Linked DNA regions of Homo sapiens: region 2 is linked to region 1. A link is a loop called in an ENCODE intact Hi-C map of the cell type or tissue named here. Cell type or tissue: ovary. All regions are shown on one strand. Links, peaks and the distances in the headings refer to the core of each region. The heading gives the core; the rest is flanking DNA.

The links. Hi-C counts contacts between places; a loop is a spot of excess contacts. Peaks named below come from ENCODE experiments on the same cell type or tissue, not always from the same donor. Only the 100,000 strongest peaks of a DNase experiment are listed, where the experiment ranks them.
Region 2: a loop joins it to region 1, with 2.8 times the contacts of the local background. A loop is called at or near these places in 3 of 110 quality-filtered maps.

Annotation. Positions count from the first base shown.
Region 1 is chr20:2,746,894-2,756,745 of GRCh38, reverse strand. It overlaps EBF4 (EBF family member 4), which reads right to left. Exons shown (of 17, transcript NM_001395167.1): 7 at 8,116-8,197; 8 at 7,228-7,345; 9 at 6,993-7,126; 10 at 6,773-6,899; 11 at 4,958-5,046; 12 at 4,759-4,824; 13 at 4,483-4,660; 14 at 4,201-4,389; 15 at 922-1,119. Among named protein-coding and RNA genes, the nearest start is that of CPXM1, 49 kb to the left of the region's middle. RefSeq lists silencers at 4,342-4,521, 6,300-6,439 and enhancers at 5,103-5,614, 5,683-6,363. In ovary, for the core only: CTCF peaks have their summits at 3,834 (motif pointing right) and 4,450 (motif pointing right); DNase peaks (open chromatin) are centred at 3,845, 5,585, 6,815, 7,319 and 1 weaker place; H3K4me3 peaks cover 1,720 bases; H3K27ac peaks cover 2,016 bases.
Region 2 is chr20:2,814,801-2,824,652 of GRCh38, reverse strand. C20orf141 (chromosome 20 open reading frame 141) reads right to left here and starts at 9,666. Exons shown (of 3, transcript NM_001256538.2): 1 at 9,636-9,666; 2 at 9,209-9,501; 3 at 8,823-9,115. The coding sequence starts at 9,468. The coding sequence ends at 8,878. It overlaps TMEM239 (transmembrane protein 239), which reads right to left and starts at 8,289. Exons shown (of 2, transcript NM_001167670.3): 1 at 8,238-8,289; 2 at 6,591-8,109. The coding sequence starts at 8,098. The coding sequence ends at 7,640. RefSeq lists a cis regulatory region at 2,978-3,359 and a silencer at 7,733-7,792. In ovary, for the core only: no CTCF peak of the experiment used is centred there; DNase peaks (open chromatin) are centred at 3,362 and 4,132; H3K4me3 peaks cover 1,798 bases; H3K27ac peaks cover 1,476 bases.

The DNA of each region.
Region 1 (9,852 bases), core at 701-8,700:
CCCAACCTCTTCCAGATCAGTGCCCCACAAACTGCACTGCAGCCTTCTGTGTGGGTGTGAACGGTGCCCTTCTGACTCATATATTCATTCAATAATTTGACTATTTATTAAACACCTGCTGCATGCCAGATTGAGTCCTAGGGGATCCCGTGGAAGCATCCCTTAGCCAGAAAAGAAAACACCTGTAAGCCTCTTAGGGAAGACACTGGCCCTGGCCCCCACCATCCCCATCAACAAGGACCTGTTCTGCCCCACCCACATCCTGTTGCCTCCTCCTTTTCCACAGCCAGTCCCTTCCTCTGTCCTCCCAGTGAGTTTCCAATCACCACGTGGATAGGAAAGGCTCTGCTGGTTCAAAGGTTCTGCTGCACATGGGTAAAGTGAGAGAACAGCCATTTCATGAATGGGATGTGGGAAGATGACTTGGTCTCAAGTCCTAATCTGTAAAATGCGGGGAGGGAAGCTGGGCTAAGCCTCTTCTAAGGTCAGTCCCCTTCCATGGTCAGCGACCCAGTCCCTCACAGTGGTGTGTGCTACCCTCTGGTGGACACAGGGAGGCACAGGTACAGGCGTGCAGCCCACCAGCTCTGAGGGTCTTTGCTCTGGGCTCAGCTGGATGGGGATGGAGTGTTGGGGTAGTTTCTAGACCTCATCAACTGTGATTTGAGTCTCTTCCCCTTGGCCAAGTGGTCAACTGAGAGCATCCAGAATGGTGACCATCCCAGGCTGGGAGGCCAGGGCAGAGGGGGCCAGAGGGACCTCCCTGGACCCCAGCAGAGCTCCCTGCTCTCCGTCCTCCAAGAAGAGCAGGTTAGCCAGCATGAGGCACTGGTGAGATGTGGACAGAGCAGGCCCCTGTAGCCCAGCTGCTCCACAAGGGCCCTTCCTTCCTGCCACAGTGAGGCAGGGTGGATCACTCACCTGGAAGCCCCTCTCCGTGGGCTCTGGGGCAGGCCTGGGGTGGGGAGCTTGGGGGGCGCAGCACGGGGGCGAAGGCGCTCCTCTGTTTGACGGCGGAGATCATGTTGACAGGCGAGAAGGAGAACACGCTGGTGGTGGGGGCAGCGGCCGGGAGGGACATGGAGGAGGCAGCCGCCAGCGGGGGGCTAGAGGGCATGACTCCGGGGCGGGGCGGGGAGGGGCAGGCGCAGCAGGGAAGGTGGTGGGAGACACAACAGGGAGACAGCACCAGAGTGAGCAGCTTGGCTGGGGCCCCACATGGGCTGCTGACACAGGTACCAGGCTCAGATCTCACTGGGAGCTGTGAGGGTCCTGGGCCAGCCCTGACCTCTCAGCGGTTCTGGAGACCTTTTCTCGGGGCTGGGGATGACAGGGCCAGACCAGGTAAAGACAAAAGCAAAACCAGAACATTCAAAAAAAACAAACAGTGGGAGGTACCCCCCAAAAATGAGATGAGCAACAGCTGGACTACTTCAGGATTTCTGCTGAAAACCCCTGGGATTCTGAGATGCTAGGAAACATTTATGAGCCTTGCTTGGGGTGCCAAGGCTAGAGTCATAGTTCAGGAGTCACAGAAGAGCTGGAACAAGTAGTTAGGGATGAAGTTTGGGGGAACGCACAGGCTCCTGTTATAAGCCTCTCTGCCCAGCATCACAAACAGCACTCCAACTTCCTCCTCAAATATGCTCTCCTTGCCAATGTTCCCTATGCTCCTCTGTCCCTCTCCCACTTCCCCCTGCACCCTGGGGTACTTTGTTTCCTTACAGCTTAATGCAGGTCCTTGTCATCTCCAGCCTGGGCCCTGTGGGGGGGGGTGGTCTCCTGAATCTCCCACTTCCAGCTGGTCAATTTTAAAGCAAATTGCAGGGATGTACATCCTCAGATCTTCCTGCTCTCAAACTCCCTAGCCACCCAGGCTGCGGCTTGCCCTCCTGGGAATGGCAAGGGAGCCTCCTGCACACAGACTTTGCCTGCCCCCTCTTCCTGCAGCCTCCTCTCCTGGGGGCTCAGGCCTGGGGCATCGCTGGATCCCACCTTTCTACATCCTCATCTGAACCCAATTCCCTGCCTCTCTCCTGTAAAGACTGGTAAGGCTGTGATCTGAGTATTGTCCAGGCAGCAGGCAGTGGGGTGGGTGGGGCTTCCTGGAAGAAAGCAATAGCCTGAGAAGGCTGCCTTTGGCATCAGAGGGCCCTCCTACCTCCCTTGATACAAGAATGCCTTCAACAGCTGCCCCTCTTCCAAATGCCCTCAGCCTCATCTCCTTTAAGACAACAGTTACTGCCAGCTGGAGAGGCCCCAGAGCCCGATGAAGGGCTTGAGACCAATGCCAGAAAATGTACTATAGCTCTCAATGCCCAGGGCTCACGGCCACATTTTGTACCTTGGGTAGGTAGTGTGGGGAGTTGTGATTCATTCCAGGGTTGCTGGTGGCTGAAGCAGAAAAACAAAGAGAGACCCAAGCAAACAGCCCCTGAGCCTCTGGCTGGGGCAGTTCTGATGTCACTCCAGGAATGTTCTCGCAAACTCAATGAGAATGACACCCCTTGGAGTCGGGCCACAAAGCACCCTGAACGTGGGGAGTGGAAGGGTACCTGGGTAAGCCTCGGTCAAGACAATATCATGAAATGGGACCAACCCTCCCTCAAGTCCAGTGTGTCTCCAGCTGATGCTGGGTTTAAGCAGCTCTAGAATTCTTGATCTTCTTGCTGAATCAGAAGACCCCAGCTGGGCTGGGTTCTGCACACTGGGGCAGAGTGTTCCTCTACTGTTGACCACAGTGTATGTGATGTTCCATACCCCCACCAGTGTTGGCCCAAGGGGGTGCCCACAGAGAGGCTGTGAGGGTACTGCCCCAGAACTGAAGGGAAGGAGGAGCAGTCAATCCTGGCCTGAGCAAAGAGCCAGGAGAGGCAGGGGCCTTGGGAGGGACACCAGAAGGCCATGGCCTATGTGGACTCTGGCTTATGGGGCCTTGGGTCCCAGAAGTTGAGCCCAGGCCAGAGGACAGGGCCAGGCTCAAGCCTTCAGCCAGAAAGCAGGCAGGACACACGCCCTGCAAGGAAAGCCAGGCTGGTGGACAGACAGTGCAGTCTCGGCAATGGCAAATATGGGACAGGGAGAGGAGAGGGCACCACGGGCAAAGCCATGACCAGTTCCTTCTGGGACAGCCTTCACCACCTCTCCAGCTCGGCAGAGTCGCCTGGGACTTCAGGGACAATCTCTCTTATGATTGATAGGGAGGCTTCTTGCAGGTGACAGGAGTGGGGGGATCCCCCAAGCCCTGGGCTTTGCATACAGTGGGCGCTTTATAAATGCCTGCTGAATAGCTAAGCTAAAAAGAGCTGTGAACATGCTGATCTGGAACTTGATGATGGAAGAGTCTTGAGGGCAGTGTAAAATGACAAGGCATCAAAGCCGTTCGGAAGGTCACTCACTCATGACATGCAGACATTGCCTGTCCACCCAGCTCTGAGCTCCCCACTCTAAGAAGCCAGATGGGATGTGGTCAGCGCCCACAGTCAGGGCTGGGACTCCGAAATCACACACTGGCCCTTTAGGCACAGTGGCACATTCAGATCCGAGATCAACCTTAAGCAGGGGGTGGAATTGACCCTATTTGACTGCGAGGAAACAAGTTCAAATAAGTAACTTGCTGAATGCCCGGCAGCTCCTGATTTGGACACTGAAACTCAAATTCTGTCTGATCACACAGAACTCGCTCGCTCTGCCGGACGACATCGCGGGGACCACATCCTCCCCACGCCCACCTGGCCTCTGGAGTCCTGGGAGCTGGGGGGCGGCTGGAAGCCGGCTTCCCTCGAGCCCTGAGTTTCCTTAGGCTTCCGGCAGGCGGCGCCAGCCTCCTCCCCAAGTCCGGGCGCGAGATGGGAAGGGGGCGGTGTCCCAGGTTTCAGATGGACGCCCGCCACCCATTAGAGCCCACTTCAGGGGGACCGGAGGCCTAGAAGCGATGTGCATAACGGACCGGCAAAGAAGGCTAAAAGTGCACGGAGTACTCTGGCCCCAGGACCCCGGGATGTGCAGCCTAGGGGTGGGGTTGAGGTTCTGCGGCAGGGGAGGTCCCAGGCGGGGACGGTGGGCCTGACCCCGAGGGCTGAGCCAGGGTCGACTCTCACGGCGCCGGCGCCCCAACCTCTCCGGGATGGGCGGGGGCGGGGCTGAGTCCCGTTCCGCTCCCCGGCCCCAGACCTTCCCTCGCGGGCGGGGGACACTCACTGGCGAAGGGCGAGGTGGCGGTGGAGCCATTGAGGAAGCTGGGGGACCCAGGCACGCCGAGGCCGGCCACGCCCGGCGCGCCGTAGCCGCCCAGGCCAGCTCCGAGGCCGCCGCCGTAGCCGCTCTGCTGCGAGCCGGGGCTGGGCGCGAACCCGCGGGGGGACGCGCTGCTGCAGCTGCGCGCGTAGCCTGCGAGAGAGAGCGCGGCCGTCAGGGGGCGGTGCCGGCCGGGGAGGGGCGGTGGCGGCGCCCGAGGACGGCGGGGAGGCGCGGCCCACGCACCCGGCTCGGGCCCCGGGGTGGCGTCCCCGACGGCGATGGCCAGCGGGCTGCTGAAGGCGTTGATGCCCACGACGGCGGGGTGTGGGTGGCTCGGGGCCAGGGGTGCGAGCGGCCCGGGTGCGCGGGGGGTGCTGTACAGAGCCTCGGCCACGTCCGCCGCGCGCTTCAGGAGCAGCTCCTGCGAAGACAAGAGCGGGGCACGGCCGGGGCAGCCGCGGGCGCCGCGTGCTGGGGGGCCCCGGTCCCGGCGGCGCTGGGAGGGCGGAGGCGCCATACCTGGTTACTGCCGGGCACTCCGTACAGGGCTTCTGCCAAGTCGGCCGCCCGCTTCAGCAGCACTTCCTGGGGACAGGGGGAGAGACAGCGGGACGGAGGGGCAGCCCCTGGGGGCGACCAAGGGGCCCTCGGGAGCCCCTCCTCACCCCCTTGCCCACAGGACACCCTCAGCCCCGCCCCGCCCCGCCCCTCTGAGTACCTTGGGCAGCCTCTCGGGGTCTCCGGGGTGTCTGGGAATGACTTTCTGTAGCCTCTGGAATCCGTAGTCAATGGTGGGCTCGTTCAGAGCTGGGGAAGGGGGCGGCGTTTGGAGGACGTCTCCCCCGCAGCCCCCCACTCCCAGGGTGAGACGCAGGGCGCCAAAAGCAGGCCAGCGCCCAGTCCGAGAGCCTCGCTGCAGCCCCCTCCACCAGGCCCAGCCCAAGTCCCCCGGAAAACTCCAGGCACCCCCGGCAGCGAGATTCAGGGAAGTTTCAGTTCTTTCGTTTGTTTACTCAACAAATATTTACTGAGCCAGCCTCTGTCCTCGGCCCTAGGCGCTTGGTATGAACACACATGCACCCATTTGTGATTAGAAAAAAGGGAAACCGTATACACATATGAGTTATAGTCCTAAGGGCAGGACTCGATGGAGAGTTTTCTCTTTTCATCTGGTCAAATCAGGAGTTTATTATAAAAAAGAAAAAACTTAACAATCTCCATTTATCACGGCTCAAGTGGACTCTCTGCAGCATCTGAAGGCTAGAGGTTTGCATGCACCCCAGGGAAGCAACTGGAGAAGTGGGTGGCTTGGGCTGGGGCGGGAGGATGGAAGTAGAGAAGATCCGGCCAGCGGCCAGATTCTACATTGCATCTCCACGTGTGTTGTGTTCACTGCTTACCCTGGCGTTGTGCAAGGGGTGTGTGTGTGTATGCGCGTCTGACCCAGCTCCCCACGCCCTTCTCCTCCTCCTTCCCCTTTTCCTGATCCCCGCACCGCCCTTTTCAGATAGCCTGGCCCCGACCTAATCCACCAGTCTCAGAGCCCTACCTTCACCTCTGATCCTGACTTAGTGGATTTCCTTTAGTTTCCCGGCAAAGAGAAAGCACTCACTTCTGGGGATCGGTCCTTATCATTCCTTCTGCAACCACCCTTCCTTCCCCAGGTCAACCTCCCCACTCAGCCCTCGGGTTTCGGTTGAGCCGGGCTCAGCAGGCACTCCCTACCAAAGGTTTTCCTTGATTGTCAGCCCCTTGACCGCGTGACCCCACCCACCCCATGCGGTTCTCTGCTCAGCCTTTCCGCGTTAGACTGGAGCTCCGGGGAGGCTAAGTAGGGTCACTACCGAGTGTCCCTCGAAGGGCTCGATGAGCATCGGTGCGGGGGGCTGCGCGATGGTGGGGACTGCGGTGGGGTGGAGAGGAGAAGTGGGTGGCTCAGCTGGGGCGGGGCGGGAGGATGGAAATGGAGAAGACTCGGCCAGCGGCCAAATAGAGCCAGGCTGGGGGGTTCTACACTGCCTCTCCACGTGTGTTCACTGCTCGCCCTGGCGTCGTGCAAGGGGTGTGTATGTACGCACGTGTGTGTGCGTGTACATGCAGAGTGAGGCCTGGGGTAGCGTGGGGGAACCAAGAGACCCAGAGAAGATTCGGGGAGCAGCGACCCCATTGGCATCTTTGGAATAAACATCCCTTTGGAGAGGCTCTAAACCCTGGAGAGTGCGGGCGGGAGACACAATGTTCAGGAGGTGAGATGGCTGAGGGAGTAAGAATGTTGGTTGTGGGGGGGACTTTGCCCCGGGGAAGGGACTAAGGAGCCAGAGGCCAGGGAGGGAAACACACAGAGCCAGGGAAAGACGGTCCTGCGAGCGGAGCGATCACAGGCATAGGTGGTTAAAGGGGCCCGGGGCCGTCTAGGGGTCGTGGCCACAGCGTAGAGCTCGGCTAACTCCTATCACCAAGAACGGAGACCAGTGCGCAGGGTGGGGCTCCCTCCGCGCACCTTAGACCTCCACTCCCCCGCCCGACTCCTTACCTGTGTAGACAAAGCGGCCGGGGCATCCCTTGCAAAACTGCTTGGACTTGTAGGAGAGGGTCACCTCCACCACCCCGGGGATGTGCCGCGGGGGCGTCTGCACCCGGATGGCGTGGGGCGTGATGAGCTGCGAGGGGAGAGGGGAGGCCTGCAGGTCCCGCACCGGCGAGGGGAGGGCCCAGCCCCTAGGCCCAGAGGGAGACTGGCGGGGTTGGCCCACCTCGCTCCACACGAGCACGTTTCCGAACACGACCTGCAACCCGTCGAAGAAGTTGTCGCCGATGACAATGACGGTGGCGCCGCCCGTGGTCCAGCCCTCCCCGGGGCTGATGGCCTTGATGCAGGGGGTGGCAGCTGGGAGGCAGGAGAGGACCCAGGTCAGGGGACCGCGCTGAGGTGGGGCCTGGGGGGCTGGCTGGGCCCGCGGCGGCCGGGGCTGGGCCGGGGGTCCTGACCTTCGGAGGGGTCCAGGCGGCGCGCCCTGCGGCCATGCTTGGAGTTGTTGTGCACAAACATGTTGTCGGACACGGCCAGCACGTGTCCGTCCACGCTCACCGTCGTGGACACCACCACCTGCGGGGAGAGCCGAGGCCAGCCTGGCTGGGGCCCTCGGGGGCTCCCGGGAGGGGAATGTGGTGGGGAACCAGCACCTTGAGGCTGGTGGTTGGATGCTGGAATTTAGGGTCACTGGTGGGAGGAGGAGGGCTTCAATCCTGCAGTGTCTGAGCTGGTGGAAGGGGGCCAGCTGGATCAGGTGATACCCCCAGATGAACTGACTCCCCAGGCGCTACAAAAATAAAGACCCCTGAAAAAACTGGCTCCTTAGGCAAAGAATGGCTACTGTTTTTGCATACACAGAATGCTGGGTTGTATCCACGGACCTCCAAGCCAGGAATGGGGTCTTAGGCAAGTGGAGGTGGGCAGCATCAGCCGGAGAACTCAGCAGCAGGAGCCCCTGCCCTATTCTGGGGAGAAAACTGGGGCTGCCTTCTTCCCCCGCCCTGCACTGAGAGGGGTGTGCAGCTTGGGGATGTGCTAAGGGCAGCTGCTCTCCGCTTCACGCTATGCAAATTGCCTGGGTCGTTAATCATGTAAAAATGTCACAATTAGCATCTTCTTAAGTGGGACTCTAATGAAGCCTCCCTTGGCAGCCAGCACAAGTTGAGAAGGAGCTGCCCCACCCCCAGCAGGCACCAACCAGGCTGGGGAGGCACAGGGCTGGGCAGAGATCTGCCTTGGAGGCCTTTCCCAGGGTGGCAGGGTCACAGCCTTCCCTTCCCCCTCCCCTCCCCTCCATCAGGAAAGGGTGGGGTTGCAAGGGGAAACCCTCTCTCCAGACCCACCTGGAAGCGGCGCATGTCTCTGGGATTCCCCGCATTCTTCAGGCAGTTCTGGTTGCATTTGAGGAAGAACTTGAGGAAGAACCTGAAACAGTGTGGTCGGTGGGCTCAAGGGTCTGGGGGTTCTGGAAACAGATGAAGATCCAACTGCTCCCTGCCATGCCCCCTCCCCACAGGATGAGTCCCCTCTGCCTGCTCCCACTCAGGCACACATCCCATATTCCCATCATGGCCTCCATATACCAGGGTGCCTGATACACACCAGACAGACCCATCACAATGACAACTTCGCTATACAACCATACACACCGTGTGCTGATCACACAGGGCTTATTTATGCCACAAAGTGTATACTTAGCACTCCCACACAGTATATATTCACCATGAAGAGTAAGTCCATTATATACACTACCTATACTTATTACTCATTATACCCAACGCACTGTATACCCATCACACATACAATATATGCTCCGTATGTGGCGTGTACGCACACATACCCCATGTAATGTTATCACACACTGTGTATACGTCACAGTATATGCTCATCACCCATATAGCACATCTGTTATACAACACATCCCTCCCCAGAGTATACCCATCACCCACACCATGTACACTCCTCAGACACAGCACATTCTTTGTAGACACTGTTTATGCCTTGGATACTATTACTCACAAAATACAGCCATCACACACACTCGGGGTATAACCTTCACACAAGCATAAACAACATGTACTCCACATATAGCCTGCACTCATCCCACACATATGGCATACTAAGCAGACACAGAGCCTGTACCCATCATGCACGGTGTATGCCCACCCTACACAGTATATGCACAGAGAAATAGGAAATACACAGAACAAATACATTAATACGCATTTTATGTTGTAAATGATTACCCAAAATATAGTTATTGCAAATACTGTAAAGCCATCCCATATAGCAGATGCCCCCAGCAAATTCACCTCCCACATGGCATATCCTCCTCCCACACATTTTATATCCATTATACACATAGGAAAAGCTTAATCATACAGAGCACATACCCACCATATACACATGGTGTATCTGTCAGACATGTGGTACAGAGACACCGTGAATGTCTTCTTTTTTACATAGAGTTATTGGGAAAAAAACACATATGCGCTGATGAGGTTGCTTTTTAGACAAACACATGAGCACTTTGTCCTCCTCTCCTTCCTGGCAGTTGGCTGGGAGGGTGGGTCCTTGGTCCTGTCACCTACCAGTAAGGTAGCCATGGACAACATTCTGGCTGTTGTACTCTTTTTTTTCCTGTTTTTTTTTTTTTGTTTGTTTTGTTTTTTGTTTTGAGACAGAGTCTTGCTCTGTTGCCCAGGCTCGCCATGTCTCACTGCAACCTCCACCTCCTGGGTTCAAGCAATTGTCCCTGCCTCAGCCCTTGGCTTCCCGAGTTACAGGGGATTACAGGGGGATCACAGGGGCCTGCCACCACGCCTGGCTACTTTTTGTAGTTTTAGTAGAGACGGTGTTTTGCCATGTTGGCCAGGCTGGTCTCGATTCCTGACCTCAGGTGATTCACCCACCTCGGCCTCCCAAAGTGTTGGGATTACAGGCATGAGCCACTGCACCCAGCCCTGTTTAACTCTTGGTAAACTCGGAATATGATCAGTGTCTGCCTTATGCCTTATAGCACTCTGTGAGCATCTGGGAAGATACCCTTTACAAACTGTAGAGTGCAGGGCTAACGTCTG
Region 2 (9,852 bases), core at 1,128-9,127, 67 kb before region 1:
TGCTGACCCCCCCCACCTCCCTCCCGGACGGGGCGGCTGGCCGGGCAGAGGGGTCCTCACTTCCCAGTAGGGGCGGCCGGGCAGAGGCGCCCCTCACCTCCCGGACGGGGCGGCTGGCCAGGCAGGGGGCTGACCCCCCCCACCTCCCTCCCGGACGGGGCGGCTGGCCGGGCAGGGGGCTGACCCCCCCTCCCCCCTCCCGGACGAGGCGGCTGGCCGGGCGGGGGGCTGACCCCCCCACCTCCCTCCCGGATGGGGCGGCTGGCCAGGCGGGGGGCTGACCCCCCCACCTCCCTCCTGGGCGGGGCGGCTGGCCGGGCAGAGGGGCTCCTCACTTCCCAGTAGGGGCGGCCGGGCAGAGGCGCCCCTCACCTCCCGGACGGGGCGGCTGGCCAGGCGGGGGGCTGACCCCCCACCTCCCTCCCGGACTGGGCGGCTGGCCGGGCGGGGGGTTGACCCCCCCACCTCCCTCCTGGACGGGGCGACTGGCCGGGCAGAGGGGTCCTCACTTCCCAGTAGGGGCGGCCGGGCAGAGGCGCCCCTCACCTCCCGGACGGGGCGGCCGGCCGGGCGGGGGGCTGACCCCCCCACCTCCCTCCCGGACGGGGCGGCTGGCCGGGCAGAGGGGCTCCTCACTTCCCAGTAGGGGCGGCCGGGCAGAGGAGCCCCTCACCTCCCGGACGGGGCGGCTGGCCGGGCGGGGGGCTGACCCCCCCCACCTCCCTCCCGGACGGGGTGGCTGCCGGGCGGAGACGCTCCTCACTTCCCAGACGGGGTGGTTGCCGGACGGAGGGGCTCCTCACTTCTCAGACGGGGCGGTTGCCAGGCAGAGGGTTTCCTCACTTCTCAGACGGAGCGGCGGGGCAGAGACGCTCCTCACCTCCCAGACAGGGTTGCGGCCCAGCAGAGGCGCTCCTCACATCCCAGACAGGGCGGTGGGGCAGAGGTGCTCCCCACATCTCAGACGATGGGCGGCCGGGCAGAGACGCTCCTCACTTCCTAGATGGGATGGCAGCCGGGAAGAGGCGCTCCTCGCTTCCTAGATGGGATGGCGGCCGGGCAGAGACGCTCCTCACTTTCCAGACTGGGCAGCCAGGCAGAGGGGCTCCTCATATCCCAGACGATGGGTGGCCAAGCAGAGACGCTCCTCACTTCCCAGACGGGGTGGCGGCCGGGCAGAGGCTGCAATCTCGGCTCTTTGGGAGGCCAAGGCAGGCGGCTGGGAGGTGGAGGTTGTAGCGAGCGGAGATCACGCCACTGCACTCCAGCCTGGACACCACTGAGCACTGAGTGAACGAGACTCCGTCTGCAATCCCGGCACCTCAGGATGCCGAGGCTGGCAGATCACTCGCGGTTAGGAGCTGGAGAGCAGCCCGGCCAACACAGCGAAACCCCGTCTCCACCAAAAAAAAACCGAAAACCAGTCAGGTGTGGCGGCGCGCGCCTGCAATCGCAGGCACTCGGCAGGCTGAGGCAGGAGAATCAGGCAGGGAGGTTGCAGTGAGCCGAGATGGCAGCAGTACCGTCCAGCTTTGGCTCGGCATCAGAGGGAGACCGTGGAGGGAGACGGGAGAGGGAGAGGGAGAGGGAGAGGGAGAGGGAGAGGGAGAGGGAGAGGGAGAGGGAGAGGGAGAGGGAGAGGGAGAGGGAGACGGGAGAGGGAGAGGGAGACGGGAGAGGGAGAGGGAGACGGGAGAGGGAGAGGGAGACGGGAGAGGGAGAGGGAGACGGGAGAGGGAGAGGGAGACGGGAGAGGGAGAGGGAGACGGGAGAGGGAGAGGGAGACGGGAGAGGGAGAGGGAGACGGGAGAGGGAGAGGGAGACGGGAGAGGGAGAGGGAGACGGGAGAGGGAGAGGGAGACGGGAGAGGGAGAGGGAGACGGGAGAGGGAGAGGGAGACGGGAGAGGGAGAGGGAGACGGGAGAGGGAGAGGGAGACGGGAGAGGGAGAGGGAGACGGGAGAGGGAGAGGGAGACGGGAGAGGGAGAGGGAGACGGGAGAGGGAGAGGGAGACGGGAGAGGGAGAGGGAGACGGGAGAGGGAGAGGGAGACGGGAGAGGGAGACGGGAGAGGGAGACGGGAGAGGGAGAGGGAGAGGGAGACGGGAGAGGGAGAGGGAGACGGGAGAGGGAGAGCAAATCAAGTTCTTTTAAGATGGAAAATATTTTCAAGGTAGGGAATTGTCACTGCAGAGTAACCCCAAGTCTTTCAGCAAGCCCCAAAACCTGTGAAATTAACCAGTGTTCACAGCTGTGCTTGCTTTAAAAAATGGAGGCTGGAAGCCAGTAACCACAAACAAGCCACAAGATGAGAAGGGAGCTCAGCAGTGCTACCCTGACCTGAATCTTCACCTCATTACCACATTGAAATCTCCGCCCTGGGGGGTTGGGGGATTGGGGGTGGAGGTGCACTTTGCCGGGGCACATGCAGTGCTGGAGTGAAGGAGAGACTGCACACACTCCAGTTCTCCCTGGAAAGCCCTATCTTTCCAGGAATCCCCGCCCCCAGGCTCTGCCTACTGCCCTAAGACATCTTACAAATCCCTCTTCGCCCTACTCCCACCCCCCCACCCCCCCGCCCCAAGAAGGTGCTTTGAGCACAGGCTCCCCTTCTCCATTCCTTGATCAATGATAAAGTTTCTGCTCTGCTTAACCGAACCTGGTCTCAGTCTATTGGCATGAACGGCACCAAGCAGGGAAAAAACCCCACTGGGATCAAATACCCCCTTGAGGGTCGGTAACAGAATCAGTACAAAGGATGCAAGTATGAGCTCCAGAATATAGATGAAAATGCTCAGCAGAAAAAAAACAAAAACAAACAAACCAAAAAACTTGTCCAAAGGTGGCTGCATCCAGACCCTGTCAGATCCTCACAAATGACAGCTCTTTACCTCAGGGGCATCGGATAATATCAGGCTCAGGCTGTTCCAGGAGTCGGAGTCCCAGCTCAGTATCAGGCCGTTCCTTCTCCAGGGTTCTCAGGAACTCTGCCGTCGACGCCTAGGGGTCTCTAGTGAGGGGAAGTGGCGGCAGGCCGGCGATTTGGGGCAAGGGGTGAGAGTCAACGAAGCTGCCACTGTGATGACAGTGGCCCTAAGATCCCTCTTCTTACCCTCCCGCCCCTCCCCGAGTGCTGGAGTCTTAGCCTGTGGGACACCCCTCCCCGCGCTCTCTCCTCCCACCCCCGCCAAGCCCGCCCCTTCGTTGCCAGAGCCAGAGGGCTCTCCTTGCGCGCTGTCGGTCCCCAGTCCGCGTGCGGCGAGTCCGGGGACATCGGCGCTTCAGGGCCGCCAGCACATGCCCCGTGTGGATGCCCACGGCCTCCCAACCGGGCCGGGCTTGGGATTTCTCTCCCAGCCTCAGACCCTGGCCTGTCCCCCTCTGCCCGAGGGTCATCGCTCCGGCCTCGACGCCCTCCAGCTGCCGCCCTCGCCCCGCTCCGCGCGCCTGGGCCCGGGTGTCCTCGCAGGGTTCCCACCGCAGGGGACCCCCCACCACGCCTTCCCCCGCCTCAGAGCAGCTGCTGTCTGACCAGGCGCTCCTGTCGCCTCAACGCATGCCGCCCGACGTGGCCCCCTCCCTCCCGGCGCGTCTGTGACCACGGCTTCGATGGCCTTGTCCCTGCCCCCGGGCCTTGGTCTAGCGCGCGCCGCACAGGCGTCCTTCCCCTCCCTGACGACCCTGTCTCCTCCCTCATGCCTTGTGGCCGGCTGTCCCTCCCCCACCCCCAGCCCCACTCGGCCTCTCCTAGCCTCCCCCTTTCTCTGCACCCACGAGTCTAAAGGACAGCGCCCCCCTCGCGATGTCCCGCAGCTGGCCCTTGGAGGTTCCTGGGTGTCGCACGGCTTCTTCCTTTCGGGGACCCCTCTCCTTTCCTGAGTGGCCACTGGCGCTCCATCTCTTGAAGGGGTACCCCTCAGCAGCTTGCGCCCCCTGACGCCGCCTTCCCTGTTCCTAGGGGCGGAGGGAAGCCCTACCCCAGGTATCCCCCAGCACATGTGTGCACCGCTGTAGATCCCCCCTCTCCTGAGACGCAAGGCCCCTCTCGCTGACACCGCCTCCGCTCCGGTTCCTTATGCTCTCCTTGACTTTATTTTTCCGGCCAGGCCGAAGTTGTTGCTGGATCCCCGGCCCACAGTCCAATCCCATGAGAGCAGCCTGCGGGGTGCGGTGGGGGAGGGCCGGCAAACACATCCACCCAGCAGCCCAGGTCACACACAGGCCGATAGGAAGGCTCGCCCTTCTTGGCCCAAACCGAAGGGCTTCCACCATGCCCATTCTCCCCAGACTTGCATTTTTAAGCCTTTTAACTCTAAATGGACTTCTTTTTCTACTTTTAAAGGAATTTCAGGAATTACGTTGATGGTATCACGTTTCGCCTCTGCAAGCTCTCTAGCTTTATTGCCTGTTATCTCTATACCCTACTCCCACTTGCCTGCCCCTAGAGTTGTCCATTCCATTCTGTTTATCTTTCGTTTTTATGTGTTCTTGCCAAAAATTGTCTTGTTTTGCTGACATGCTTTTAAATTTGTGTAAGAGGAATTGTATTCTCATTCCATTTCTTTTTCAATGCTAAGATTTTAAGATTGGTTCATGTACCTTCTGCCCCTTCTAATTACTGCCCCTTGGGCCCATCTGCCTTGTTTTACCCTTCCCTTTACCTATCCTGCTCCCACTAGTAACAGTGCAATAGGCATTCTCATAATACCCCCTTATGCTTCACTTCTCAAACAGGGTACAATGTATCACCTGGGAATCTTGTTAAAATGCAGGCTCTTGGCCAGGCACGGTGGCTCACGCCTGTAATCCCAGCACTTTGGGAGGCTATGGTGGGCAGATCACCTGAGGTCAGGGATTCAAGACCAGCCTGGCCAACATGGTGAAACCCTGTCTCTACTAAAAATACAAAAGTTTGTCGGACTCGGTGGCAGGCGCCTGTAATCCCAGCTACTCAGGAGGCTGAGGCAGGAGAATTGCTTGGACCTGGGAGGTGGAGCGCAGTGAGCCGAGATTGCACCACTGCACTCCAGCCTGGACAACAGAGCAAGACTCTGTCTCAAAAAAAAAAAAAAAAAAATGCAGACTCTGATTCGGCCTGTCTGGAGCAGGGCCTGAGACTGTATTTCCAACCAGCTTCCAGGTGATGCCTGTGTTGCTGATTCTGGGACTACATTTTGAGGGGCAAGGCCCTTATGGACCTCTGTGAAAATTCATTCTGGGGTTCTGGGTCCTAGGGTATATGTGGATCTAATTTGATGAGTATTGCCCATCAGCTCTCTAGTCTGGGTGCACCTCCTTACCCCATACCAGCTGGGCAGGAGGGTAAAAGGTATATAGTCTGTGGGGAAAGGAAGAAGGTCTTCTCCTTGCTGCTGCCCACATCCCATCCACTAGAGCATCTGGTCAGGGCCCCAAACTCCTCTCTCCCTTCATTGGAATGGACCCAAGGCTCCAGAGCAACGTCCCTGGCTAGCAATGCATGGCCAAGTCAATGATGGATCTAGGCCAGGCAGCCTGGTCTCTGCCCTCACCACATGGGATCCTGAATCCTCAGCTTGCCATCTAGATTGGCTTGACTCATGACTTCCCTAGGCCTGGGCTTTAGCTCTGATAGGAGCTCTTGAGAAGCCTTGGGGTCTTCAGTTAGTTAGGTTGTTTGTGTTTCCTTTGCCCCCTTCACCTTCCCTTGAGTAGCCTGGTAGGACTCAGATGGCCTGGCCTTGCCACTGGCAACTGGCTATCCTGGGCCTGACTTCTCATCTCTAAAATGGGATGGTCACAGCATAGCTATAATTTGTGGTGCTAGGAGTGGTCCCAGGTCCTTCACTCACATGCCAGAGCCCTAAGACAGGGGTTCTTGCCTTAGTTTTACCCATGAGGAAAGTGAAGTTGAGGAAGGTTTAGCGATTTCCACTAAGGGCATGGAGTTAGTAAGTGAGAGTGCTGGGACTCACGCCCAGCCTCAGCTCATGCACCAAAACCCATCCAACCATGAGACCACATCAGCCCCATGTCCTACCTCGCTCTCACTACCATGCCATAATGCGGGAGAAATACAAAGAAACAGAAAGGAAGGACTGGACCTTGGGTTTTGGCACTGATGCTGAAGGCATCTAATCCGTGGCATGGAGGGTTGCAAAAGTCTAAGGCAAAAATGAACCAGGGTTCTAGGGGCTAGCCCCAAGGCCCTGAGTATTTATGGGACAAAAGAGGGGGACCTTGGGTCTGGGGCTTCAAGAGCAAGGATTTTAGGGTTATACATAAAGCAGGGATCAGAACTGGGCAGGAGTTGGGGATGGCCAGGGCTTGGGTGGGGGTCAGGTGTGGATAAAGTTGTCTATCATGTACCTTACTTGGTAATTACCGATCACTCAATGTTTTGTTGGAGGGGCCAGCAAGTGAACGAACGGCCAGCATTCAGGGCATCAAAGGATTGCCCTTTCCAAAGCCCTTCTGGTGCCTGAGCGGCTTGCTGGGTCAGTTTTGGAAACCCTGGGGCTGTGCTGTCCCCACTCACACAGCTGTGCAAGCATCTGGCACCCAGCCCCAGGCCCAAGCATTTCATAATCAAAATAGTTCAACATCTGCACATTTTGAGATTTCATGGCACATGACCTTTTACATCTTGTACACACTTAACCGACCTCTTGTTTACCATTTTAGGGCCAAAATTCTATCCAGGACAGAGAGTTGATCTGAAAGCCCAGAGAAGCTTCCTGTTCCTTCAACAGTCTTTGGGGTCAAAAGATCTTATGCGCCTACAGAAAGTTCTTAGAGCTCAAAACAACATCTTACAGGTTTTTGGCTTCTACAAAATGCTTCACAAATAGATATTGTCTTTGACTCACAACAACCCCATGACAGAAGTGGCCCACGTAACATTGAGGCTCAAATGAATTAATTGGCCAAGGCCACACATTGTGTAAGTGGGTGAAATGGGATTTCTTGATCATTTTTCCATAACAGACCTTGGGATTCTTAGAGAGTGAGTAGGTGCTGTCTGACCCCAGTTGGCCCATTTCTCAGACTTGGGGATGCAGACTGAGGCAGGAAGTAGGAAGTCTAGGGAGGAGGATGCGTGGGCTGCAAGGTTTGGAGAGCGAGTGAGTTGAGGTCTCCTGGGGCTTCTGGCCAGCCTTCTCCCTGATAGATTTTTGTCACTGGGACCCTCTCTAGAGTCTGTGGTTCTCCTGGAAGTGGAAAGAGGGGATTGGTGGGAGGAATGGCAAGGCCAGTGGTACCCAGGTAGAAGTTCTCAGTGAGTCTGAAGCTGAGACAGCTGAGTGGCTATGAGAAAAAGATGCTGTCAGTTGCCAAGGGGGCCCCACGGGTATCATCACATCCATATGGGCGCTATCAGTGGCTTGGTCAAGCTCTGCCCCTGGCTAAGCAATTTTCACCAATGGCTAAGCCATCTGTCTTGCCCCCTCTTCTCAAAGCCCCCAGCCCCTCACACCAGGAACCTGCAGCATTGACTTGAGGAAGGAGTCCGGGGTCAGGCCAGTCTACCTGTTAGGGACTAGGGGTCTGGGCCCTGCCAAGGCAGGGAGCCCTGATCCCATTGCCCTCCCTCTCCCCGTGGGGTCTCAGGCCCTAGGCCAGGGCTCAACAGACACAGGCAGTGGGATGGGGTTGCCCTTCTATTGATCCAAATCCTGAGTGTCGCCTGGGTGAGTCATGGAGGTGAGGAGGCCCACAAGGCTCAGCAGTGTGGAGAAGAGCAGCAGGAAGGAGGCCGTGAAGAGGAGGGCAGGCAGAGCACTGAGCACCAGCAGCAGGAGAGCCGGTAGCAGGTGGCGCCACACCGCGGCCACGACAGGCCACAAGGAGCTCAGCAGGTGGGAGCCAGTGGTGAAGAGTGCATGGCACAACATCAGTGCCAGCAGCAGGTAGAGTATCCCCTCCAGACCCCACAGCAGGCGCTGCAGCGGTTGCCGCCAGTTCGAGGTGCTCCACCACTGGATCCAGCTCGGGGGCATGTGGCTCACCCACCAGCGCACCCAGCCATGCCTCGTGACCCAGGCTGACCAGGGCACTGCCTGCTGTGGCCCCTCGCCAGCCCCGATGGTATCTGTCTCCACTCGCGGCTGCTGCATCATGTCTGGTGCACCTGGGGAGAGGGCCAGGGTCTTGAAGATGCCTGGGACCTTGGGGGGGGGGGGCAGAGAGGGGGTGCAGGGGTCAGGAGGGCACCAGTGTGCGTGGGGTGGGGCTACAGAATTAGGGACTGGGACTTACCTCTGGGCAGTTACCTAAGTCATGTTGCTTCCTGCAGCGCCCAGGACGGCCTGGCAGGCAGATCCAAGTCCCCACTCTCATCTACCCCCACCCTCCCCAGAGGAGCCCCTTTGTGACCCGGGCTGGGGTGGGGTCCAGCCAAGAGAGGAGTCACTGTAGGGTGTGAGGCCCACCCAAGTCCCTCTGCACGGACCCTCCAGGCTGGCAGGGGAGCCTCGGAGCCCCGCAGATGTAGTTTCTCATGCTTTCTCATGGGAAGCCCTCCCTGGATCCCTGTCCCTTTCCTGCTTTCCCTGCTGGCTGATATCCACCCCTTTCCAAACTGCTCTCTCGCAAGTCTTTCTGTCTGGACCTTCATTCTCTAGAGCCACAGAGGAGGCCAGAGTGGCTGCCCCCAATCCACAGGCTCTGAGGTGGCTGCCACATTCTTCCTTGGGCTCCCTGGCTAGTATCCTACCTTCTCTTGCTGCCCAAAGACTCAGATCCAGGTATCTGATACCTATATTATAGGACTGTGAGGTTCAGGCTGGGAAGAAAGGGGTATCATCCCACCTGCCCAGCCAGGAAGGAGAAAAGGGGGCCTGATGAAGAAGGGTGGTCATTGTATATTTGAAGGACACTGAGTTGTGGGGAGGGGCTCTCAGGCCCAAGGATGGAGGCAGAAAGCCAGGCCAAGCAGGGTCAAGGGCATGCCACAGGCTCTCAGGAGCGGGCCCAGCCCCATGAGCAGCAGCAGCAGTGCGTCCTGGAGGCTAAGTTGTCCTGAGACTGTACCCATTTGCAGGAGTAGAGCCTCCTGCTGTCCAGGACCTTCACCGGCCCCCTGACTCTGGCCCCTGGTGAGAAGTTTGCGCTGTGGCAGAGTGTGACCTGCGGGCCTGTGGAGAGAGAGGGTGGTGACTGGGCTTAGGGAAGTTGTCCACTGGCCCGCCCGCCTACAATGCCCACCTGCCAGGCTGCTGCCCACTTACCTATGGAGCAGGTCAAAGGTGAGGAAGCTGACCAGAAGCAGCAGCAGGGCTGGGCCAGTGGTGGAAAAGACTGCCTGGATTGTCAGTCCTAGTGCCCCCAGCCATAGGACACTGTCCAGGAGCTGGGCCCAGCTAGGGCCCCAGGTGGATACAGGTGGACGCACTGGACTACCTGACCCCTCCCCAGCACCCAGGCCCCTTGGAGGAACTGGGATCGGATCCTCACGTGCTTCGGGTCTGGGTAAGCAGAGCCGGGTCATGGAGAGAGGTGGAGGTGACGGGAAGACCTAGTGCTGAAAAGGATTATAAGGGTGAGAGTAGGGGAAGGGGTAGGGCCCGGGCAGACAGAAGGGTGAGCTCAGAGTGGGGAATTAGGCTCCTGCAGAGTCTCCCCCTCCCCCATACCCACCCAGCAAACCCTCCTCACCTCCTCCCACTTTGGTCAGCATTCTGGGAGTGGGCACCCGGGGCATTGTGACCTGTTACCACGTGGGGCCGTGGGGTAGGGAGGGGGCTGCTGCTGCTGCTGCTCTGACCTCATAAGCAGCTGGTGGCCTAGGTGGGGCTTAGCTGGGAAGTCAGGGATTTCTGAGAACTAAGACTCATCCTCTTGCCTTTGCTGATTCTCTGCCCTAGGGCCCTCC